2 separate regions of the Homo sapiens genome follow, and region 2 is linked to region 1. A link is a contact called in ENCODE Hi-C data. All regions are on one chromosome and are shown on one strand. The core of a region is the stretch at or near the end of the contact, and the rest is flanking DNA. Distances in the headings are between cores, read along the strand shown.

Region 1 (4,181 bases), core at 1,205-3,704:
TATAATCCAAAATTGGCTTAATATCTATATTCCAATGCTTAAAACTTTCCCTGAGGAAGAAATCTCTTGCTTGAAAAAGACTGGTACCCAAATTAATTCACCTTTTACTTTTCCTAAGTAGTGATCCTTGCTTTCCATCTTGCCTAAAAATCTTTGTATTCCCAGGTTTAACTCAGAATTTTCATACTAGGATCCTTTCTCATACTATTTGGAAATGCATGAATTTATGAAGGGTCCATTTTAGGTGGACACTCAAGCAATACTTCCAACAACTTGACAGACAAATGCTGCTGTCCGTGGACAAGGATGAACCTCTCTTTGTTCTTATTTGTGGCTACAATGCAGATAGATCAGTTCTGGGCCCTCTGCCTGACTCCATGTAACCACACAGCTGCTTAAAATCTGCTTGGGATTAGGGGTGTACACTGGGCTATGGAACCAACTAAAAATATGGGCCCAGATGGTCAGCAATCACTCAACCCTGGCCTCATTTAGGGGTTGCTGTAAATCAGGGACGGGCAAACTTCCTCTCTGAAAGGATAGGTAGTATTATTTTAGGCTTTGCAGACCATAGGGTCTCTATCGAGATGACTAAGTGCTGCTATTGTACTGTCAGTACAGCATTAGACAATATCTAAATGAATGAGCAGGGCTGTGTTCCAATAAAGCTTTATTTATTAAAATAGGTGGCTCGGCCCGTAGGTCATAGTTTGCTGATTGCTGCAAAGAAACTTGTCTGACTAGCTGACCCCAACTCTGGTTTACCTATTGTACTAGTCCCCATCCTAAAAATCACTGCATACAGTTTCTTAAATCTGCCAGTTAGAGTTGATGTAGCACCCTCCAAATCAATCTAAAATGTGATAGAAAAAGGAGGCAAATTTTTTTATTAAATATTTGGAGGGAGGCCCAATTTCTGAGATCAGAGGAAGATACTAAACTCGTAGAACAGTCTTATATGGTTATATCAATGTAACAATCAGCCTCTTAAGAAAACCACATAAAAGGACAGCAATCAACCCAACAAACCCACTAGATCTCGTATCCAGAGCTTTTTGAAATAGGCTAAGGTCTCAAGAGATATATAGGTGAATATGCAGTTTCTCCTCTGTACCTTTTTGAGATTACACAGGGAAAAACATGGAGCACAGAGCTCATTGCATATTGACTATTATCATCCACCTTTAACAGACAAGGATTTGAGCTGTGCTTCTCTTAGCATGATGTACCTACGAATCACCTGGGATCTTGTTGAAATGCAGGTTCTGATGCTGCAGGCCTGGGGTAGGACCTGTGATTCTTCATTTTTTTAACAGGTGATACTGATGCTGCCAGTTTAGGAATCACATTTTGATAAACAAGGACTTGGGGAAGTGGCTAGCAACCTTGGCTGCACCCCAAGGACATGCTTTAGGAAGCTTTCCAAATACAGATGCTGGGTCAGTCCCAAGCCAAACAGATCAACATCTCTAAATACGAGGCCCAGGCATCAGTATTTAATGTTTCCCAGGTAATTTTCATGTACAGTCAAGACTGAGAGTTCCTGAGTTAGAGGCTCAGAGAAATTAACTGACTCGCCCAAGGTCACTTGGCCAGTGGCCAAACAGACTTTAAACGGTAAAAATTTTGCTGGCCCCAGGATCTTTGAAAATGATCCTAAAAATTATTACTAGGCAGGCATAACATAGGCAAGGGTTGCATCGTTTCCATAAGAATTGCTAATGTGAGAGAGAGAAGAAGAGGAAAGGTGGGATTAAACTTATGCAGGGAGTTATCAGTCCTGATCGAGGGAACACAGAGAAAGCAGGCAGCACAGTTGCTCTGTTCCAGTGTGAAATTCCCTTTCAAGGATCACTATTTCTTCATGAAAGCAACATGGTAGGAGCCTCTCAGAAGGCATATTCAAGTTCAGCAATGCGCAGTACCTTCAGCTCCTTTGATGAATCACTACATGATGAAACTTTAGAGGCTGAGTAATCACATTTGGCTTCGTTTCTGCCTCTTGGGAGGTTCAAAAAGTCATGTTTATGGGAAAGGGTAAAATTTCTGACCCAGGGATTTTTTTTTTGTCCCAAATAGGACCAAGGTAAGAGAAGAGGAGGAGGAGGAGTAGGAGGAAGGAGGAGGAGGAAGAGGAGGAGGAGAAGTAAAGCAATATTGGGAAATTATCAGACAACCCAAGATTTTCTGAATCTCCTAAACCCATTCAATCCCATGTTGTGAATGGAGGTCCATTTTCATCTGGAAAAACATGAATTTCAATTACATTTACACAATTGTTCAACCACAGTTTTCAAGATCAGATGCATTTTCTCACTGTCTGCAGATCCTGTGGAGAATAAACCTCCCCCCTGGGATGAAGACCTTGGCTGTGTAATTTGGGACATGCTACCTCAAAGGGAAAATGAAAGCGTGATTCTCTTCTGAGGGAGGAATTGGACATCTCCCAGACTAAGCAAATGGCAGCTGCAGACGGTACTGCGAGGCACAGATCTGCTGCTGGGAACGACATCCTTCGAGGTGGAAGATGTGAGGGGCCCAGGGTGCGGTGGGCCCTGGGAACACTGTGAACTCATGTGAAAATTCCTAACGTTGAACATGCAGGGAGAACCCAGCGTTTTGCCAAATGTTTTCAGGAGCTTAAATTTTAAGCATCATTTTCCTGCACTTCTGTTCTTTTTGGATATTCTTGAGGACATTTTAGTTTCTTTATTTTGTCCCTCTCTGGCTCCATTTTGGGCAAGAAAGAAATACAAATCTTACTCTAAAAGATACTAACCAGCTCTTTCAAAAGGGAAATAAAGCTGAGAACTCCAGTGTCAGTGGGAAGTATCTCACCAACTCCATTTCAGCCCCCCCCGGGGTTCTTCCTCAGGAGCTCCAGAGTTGATGGGGACCCATTGGTCAATGTTCAGAGGGGTCACAGCAAACACATTTCACACTCACACAGAAGCTTACAGTCCTGTCGCTCAAAGGGACTGCAGGGCCTCTGCAGTTCACCCCTGGTTTTAACGATGAGCAAACGAAGGCTTGGTGATGGGCAGTGACCTGTCGAAGGTCACATAGTGATGCAGGGGCTCCCCAGCCAGCATCTCCTCCCACAGCAGGCTGCCCACTTCCCCAGCGGACGTGGAGCAACAGACTGGAATGAGCCCCCTTTCCTTTCCCTGAAATACTCAGTGCAGTGACTAACATAAGGTTCAGAAATATTATTTGTTTGTTTATAATTTATATACAATTGCTTCCTAGAAAGACTTGCAGGAGGCAGGGCCATGCTGCTGGCTGTGGATGGGGTCTCTCTTCACGTCTGCTCCTGACAAACACAGAGCAGTGATGTCAGACGGCAGCTGCCATGAGTGAGACCAACGACAGGACAGCGACAGAACAGCCAGAAAGCAAAGCTTTGTTCCAGCATCCCCAGGAAGTCTTCGTGTGGCTTTTCCCTCTCTCCACTGGAAACCTCACTTTAGGGTGAATCCTTCCATGTAGGAGCCACGAAGTCATTTTACATGTCTAATTAAGAGTAGTCATTCTTCCAAGAAACATGCATTGAACACATTGGCATCGGGCATGGAAAGATGGAAAAGGTAGGTTCTCAAAGCAGTAGCAGTCCACTTAGCATGTGAGGTGGTATCTATCAGGATCACAGGCGAACTTGTTAAAAATACAGATTTGCTGTCCCCTGTACCCCACTGGCTGACTTAGTGTGGCCCTGGGTTGGCCCTTGGGAATCAGTATTTTAATAAGTTTCTCATGTAAATGATCCGAGTCCCACATATTCCGAATGCTGGTCTAATGTGCAGAGGAATCCTTTGAGACAACAGCCACAGATCCTTCTCTACTGTTGGCTTTGTAGGCGATCTCCAGGAAGCAGGAAAGATCACCCTTTCCTATTTTTTCTCCCAACAAAATCGGAGGGGAAGGGGGAGGAAGCATGCTTGGATGAAGAAGGCAGGTTTACCATCTCCAGGTGTGCAATGTGGCCCTGTTTCCTCTCCTAGAAAATCTCTCAGCTAAACTCCTGCCCTAAGAAAAGGAGGCACTGAAGCTGTTTAAGGAAAGAGAAAACTAGGTGAAACTCTTTGCACTTAGATTCCATTTTATAAGGGGCAGTGATTTTTTTTACTGGGTATCACACTTCCTGTTAATAAAGTGAAAAAACAAAGACGAAAAACCTCTCA
Region 2 (4,181 bases), core at 527-3,026, 310 kb before region 1:
AAATAAATAGATGATAATCTTTGATTTTTAAATATTAAAATTCTTTTACAATTTTTCTTATTACAAAGAGTAAAACATGATCTTTGTAGAGTATTTGGAAAATGAAGAAAAGGATAAATAAGAAAATCTAAATTCCACCACCCTGAGATAATCATCAAGATTTGGTTGCATTTTTTCAGTTCTTATATAATACTATATATAGTAGCACAAAGTTGGAATTGGAGAGTATTGGCATATATGAAGTTTTCATTTTTTTTTAACTTAACATTTATTTTATCATGGCAATTTGTACATCAGCATTCTTCAAAAATGTCTTTGCAGGGTGGATTGGAACAATTTGGAAAAAGAAAATGTTGGATCCCTACCTGACCCTTTACACAGCGGTTCTTGAGTCTGGTTGTACATCTCAAGTCACTTGCAGAAATTCAGAAACAATACAGTGACCACACCCCACCCTCAGAGATTCTCGACAAATTAGTCTGGGATGGAATCTAGGCATGAATATTTTTTTTCTCATGTGATTCTAATGCATAGCCTGGATAAGAACTATTGTTTTATATAAAAATAAATTCCAAGTAGATTAAAGATTGATTGTAACAATTGAAGCCATGGCATTAGTGTATACAGATGCCAGTGAAGATGGAATCTTGGGTACTGAAGAAAACCAAACGCAGGAACCCCAGAGGAAAATATTCACATACTTGATTATATGAAAGCTTTAAATTTCTGTATGCCAAAACAATCATATAAAAAACTGAAAAGCAAATCACAAAGCAGGAAAAATATTTTCAATATGCATTGTAGGCACAGTTCTTAGCAAGTGTAAAGAAAAAGATGAAGAACTAACAGAAAAGGCCAAGCATACGCAAATAACCCAGAAAAAAGTCATTATATATAAGGAGATAAAAAGCATTTCCTTTTCAAATAAAAAATAAGCTGATCTTCACTTCAGAATCTATTCCTCCTTTTCTGACTCCTCCTCCGCCACCACCTCCGCCCCCACCACTTATAACCCAGAGGCTGTACAGTAGTGTTTACATTCCTGCCCAGAAGCTCCCTAAAAAAAAAAAATCAAACTCAAGGCAGATATATTAAAACTAAAACATGAATATATAAAGAAGAAAGTCACACTGGACGCATAAAGATCTCATAAAACCAGAGGCAAAGGAACGTAGCATCATGTTATTACTGCCTGAGTCCAGCTTTGCACAGGTTCAACTTGCAATAAAAGGAAGTCTTTTCAATCTGCTCTAGTGACTTTACCCTTATTAGAATGCATACTCATTATTTTCTGATTACTCCTCTACATAAAACATATCATTTTGTACCTTGGTTTCCACACCCCTAGTATGGTATTTATATTTTATCTCTAAAGATTGTAATAAATCACTTCAAACACAATAACCCATTTAAGAATGGATTTCATAGGCAACAAGGTGCACCTTTAGTGATGTGATTGCAATCATCAGATGCTCCAATTCTCCTGAAGCATGTATTATACAGTGTGTACACAAATGCTGCAGCAGTGTAGAAGAGGCTATTACAGGCTGAGTGAGTCAACTCAACTCAGTATGTACTTCCTAGTTTCAGGATGTATCCATAGGAACCCTTTGAAATGTTTTGTTTTATTAATTTGGCTCCTTTCTAGTTTTCACTAGAGCCAATGTTTTCGAGATAATGCAGTTTAGACATGTCACAGCTGTTGAAATTCAGCATAAGCTTGAGCTGACAGTGGTGTATCATCAAGAATCAGAAAAACTAAAACAACATTATGATAAAGAGGAGAAGTATGAAAAATACGGAGAAGACAAAGGGCAGGAAATATTGCCTTACCGACTTAAAGCAGAGCCCTGGAGGGAAACATCTGGTTTGGAGCAAACAGTGATTCTTTTAGCACACTGAAGAGTTCTCACTGGATAGAGTGAGGAGTGGCTGGATCTGAGAGAGGGGTTCCTGGAAGCTGAAGAGCTGGCAGGAAATGTTGCTCTCTAGAAGGGAATTCATATTTTAAAAGGTGAAAGACCTATGACCTTAAAATCTAGATAGAAGCCATAATCTGTAATTTTTGCTATGTGTTTAAAACCCAACCTTCCTCTGCCAGGAATGTTTTCCATCTTGAATTCTCAGGTTAACTCTATGAACCACTCTACATTCTTTGAAGAACAATCAAAGATAGAATTCACAGGGATTTAAAAGCCTTGTTAGTTTGGAAATATTAAAATTTAACAACTACCAGGTATCATTTATTTCCACAAAAGCTGCTGTCTTTACAAAATGAAATAAAACATAGTCTACTAATTTGACGAGGAACATAAGTTAGATCAATCTGTGGTGTACCCAGAAAGAAACCACTTTGCACTGAAACAATCTGTCTCTTACTTACCCTGGCCCCCTCGCCAAAAAAAAAAAAAAAAAAAAAAAAAGCCTTTTACAAACATTGACTTCTGAGTAAGTCTTAAAAACTAATCTTCTGAAAGATCTATAAGGCTCACAGGCTAGGCAAGAGATTTAAAAGTTTATTTTGTGTGGGAGTAAGTTGGAATGCAGTCATGTGTGAATTAGAATCTTGAACATATCCCAAACACACCTAACTTTCTGTTCTAACCACATATGTATGATTATTTAAAACAAACATTTCATCTCATGCACATTTAAATATTATCTCCACGAACAGACAGATTAGGAAGAACATCAGGCTCGCTGAAAATTTTACACAAAACCTTCAGGTCTATAAACAATGAGCATTGCACTGAGTGGGAACAAGCACCATACATAATCTTTACAACAATTCCATGAGCTCCTAATATCAGAACTCATCTCTCAGATCTGGCCACTTCTCACTCTATCTTGTAGGACCTTTTCCTGTACTAAAAGAATGACTGTTTGCTCTGAAACAGATTACAAATAAGAAAATTGTTGAAAAATGGCACAGCCAAGATTTGAATTCAGGTCTGTCTTGCCACAAAGGCCATGCTCTTTTCCAGTATATCATAATACCTTCTAATTGTGAAAGGTTTCAACATCTTTTATACCTAACCAGCCATATTTTACAGCACCTAGTGGCAATAAATCTGAAATATAAGTGATGTATAAAGCAAAAATTCAAACAGTACAACTTGCCAGGTGTGGTGGCTCACGCCTGTAATCCCAGCACTTCGGGAGGCTGAGGTGGGTGGATCACTTGAGGTCGAGAATTTGAGACCAGCCTGGCCAACATGGTGAAACCCCGTCTCTACTAAAACTACAAAAATTAGCAGGGCGTGGTGGCGGGAGCCTATAATCCCAGCTACTCGGGAGGCTGAAGCAGGAGAATTGCTTGAAACCGGGAGGCAGAAGTTGCAGTGAGCTGAGATTGTGCCGCTGCACTCCAGCCTGGGCAACGGAGCAAGACTGTCTCAAAAAAAAAAAAAAAAACAAAAAAAAAAGAGCTGATTTTAAATAGACTTTTCAAAGCAAACAGATATGACTCGAGAGTGAATCTGAATGTTCTCATTCTTCATACTGCTAGAGATTATACCATATTAAGTATCCGGATTTTTTTTTTTTTTTTGAAACGGAGTCTTGCTCTGCCGCCCAGGCAGGAGTGCAGTGGCATGATCACGGCTCACTGCAACCTCTGCCTCCTGGGTTCGAGTGATTTTCCTGCCTCAGCCTCCCCAGTAACTGGAATTACAGCCACATGCCACCATGCCCAGCTAATTTTTGTATTTTTAGTAGAGACGGGGTTTCACCATGTTGGCCAGGCTGGTTTTGAACCCCTGACATCAAGTGATCCACCCGCCTCGGCCTCCCAAAGTGCTGGGATTACAGGTGAGAGCCAGCGTGTCTGGCCGTTTTTTTAAAAAAATCTCATCAGTTTGGGATGATAAAACTTTCCAAAATGTATTGAATGATGGTTCTACATCAGGAAATCTATTACTGCTGCTCACCATGTTGATAGAACAAAAGAGAATAATTATATCATCATATTCTTGGATGATGAAAAGGCATTAAACAACATTCATTTTTTATTTTATTTAAAAAAATCATGAGTGAACTCCCATTCACAATTGCTTCAAAGAGAATAAAATACCTAGGAATCCAACTTACAAGGGATGTGAAGGACCTCTTCAAGGAGAACTACAAACCACTGCTGAACAAAATAAAAGAGGACACAAACAAATGGAAGAATATTCCATGTT

What was found. Hi-C counts contacts between places; a loop is a spot of excess contacts on that map. Pooled maps may share reads with other maps.
Region 2: a pooled map shows a loop between it and region 1 (2.4-fold over the local background). The contact joins two enhancer-like sites. A Hi-C loop is called at or near these places in 2 of 37 single-sample maps with no recorded cell type and 3 of 50 pooled maps.

The regions. Positions count from the first base shown.
Region 1 is chr13:94,327,709-94,331,889 of GRCh38, reverse strand. The region is part of intron 6 of GPC6 (glypican 6); the gene reads right to left. Among named protein-coding and RNA genes, the nearest start is that of GPC6-AS1, 140 kb to the right of the region's middle. Within about 2 kb of position 2,454, at least 9 of the 41 ENCODE cell types and tissues checked have a DNase peak (open chromatin) inside an H3K27ac peak, as active enhancers do.
Region 2 is chr13:94,639,191-94,643,371 of GRCh38, reverse strand. No RefSeq gene overlaps it. Among named protein-coding and RNA genes, the nearest start is that of GPR180, 39 kb to the right of the region's middle. Within about 2 kb of position 1,776, at least 4 of the 41 ENCODE cell types and tissues checked have a DNase peak (open chromatin) inside an H3K27ac peak, as active enhancers do.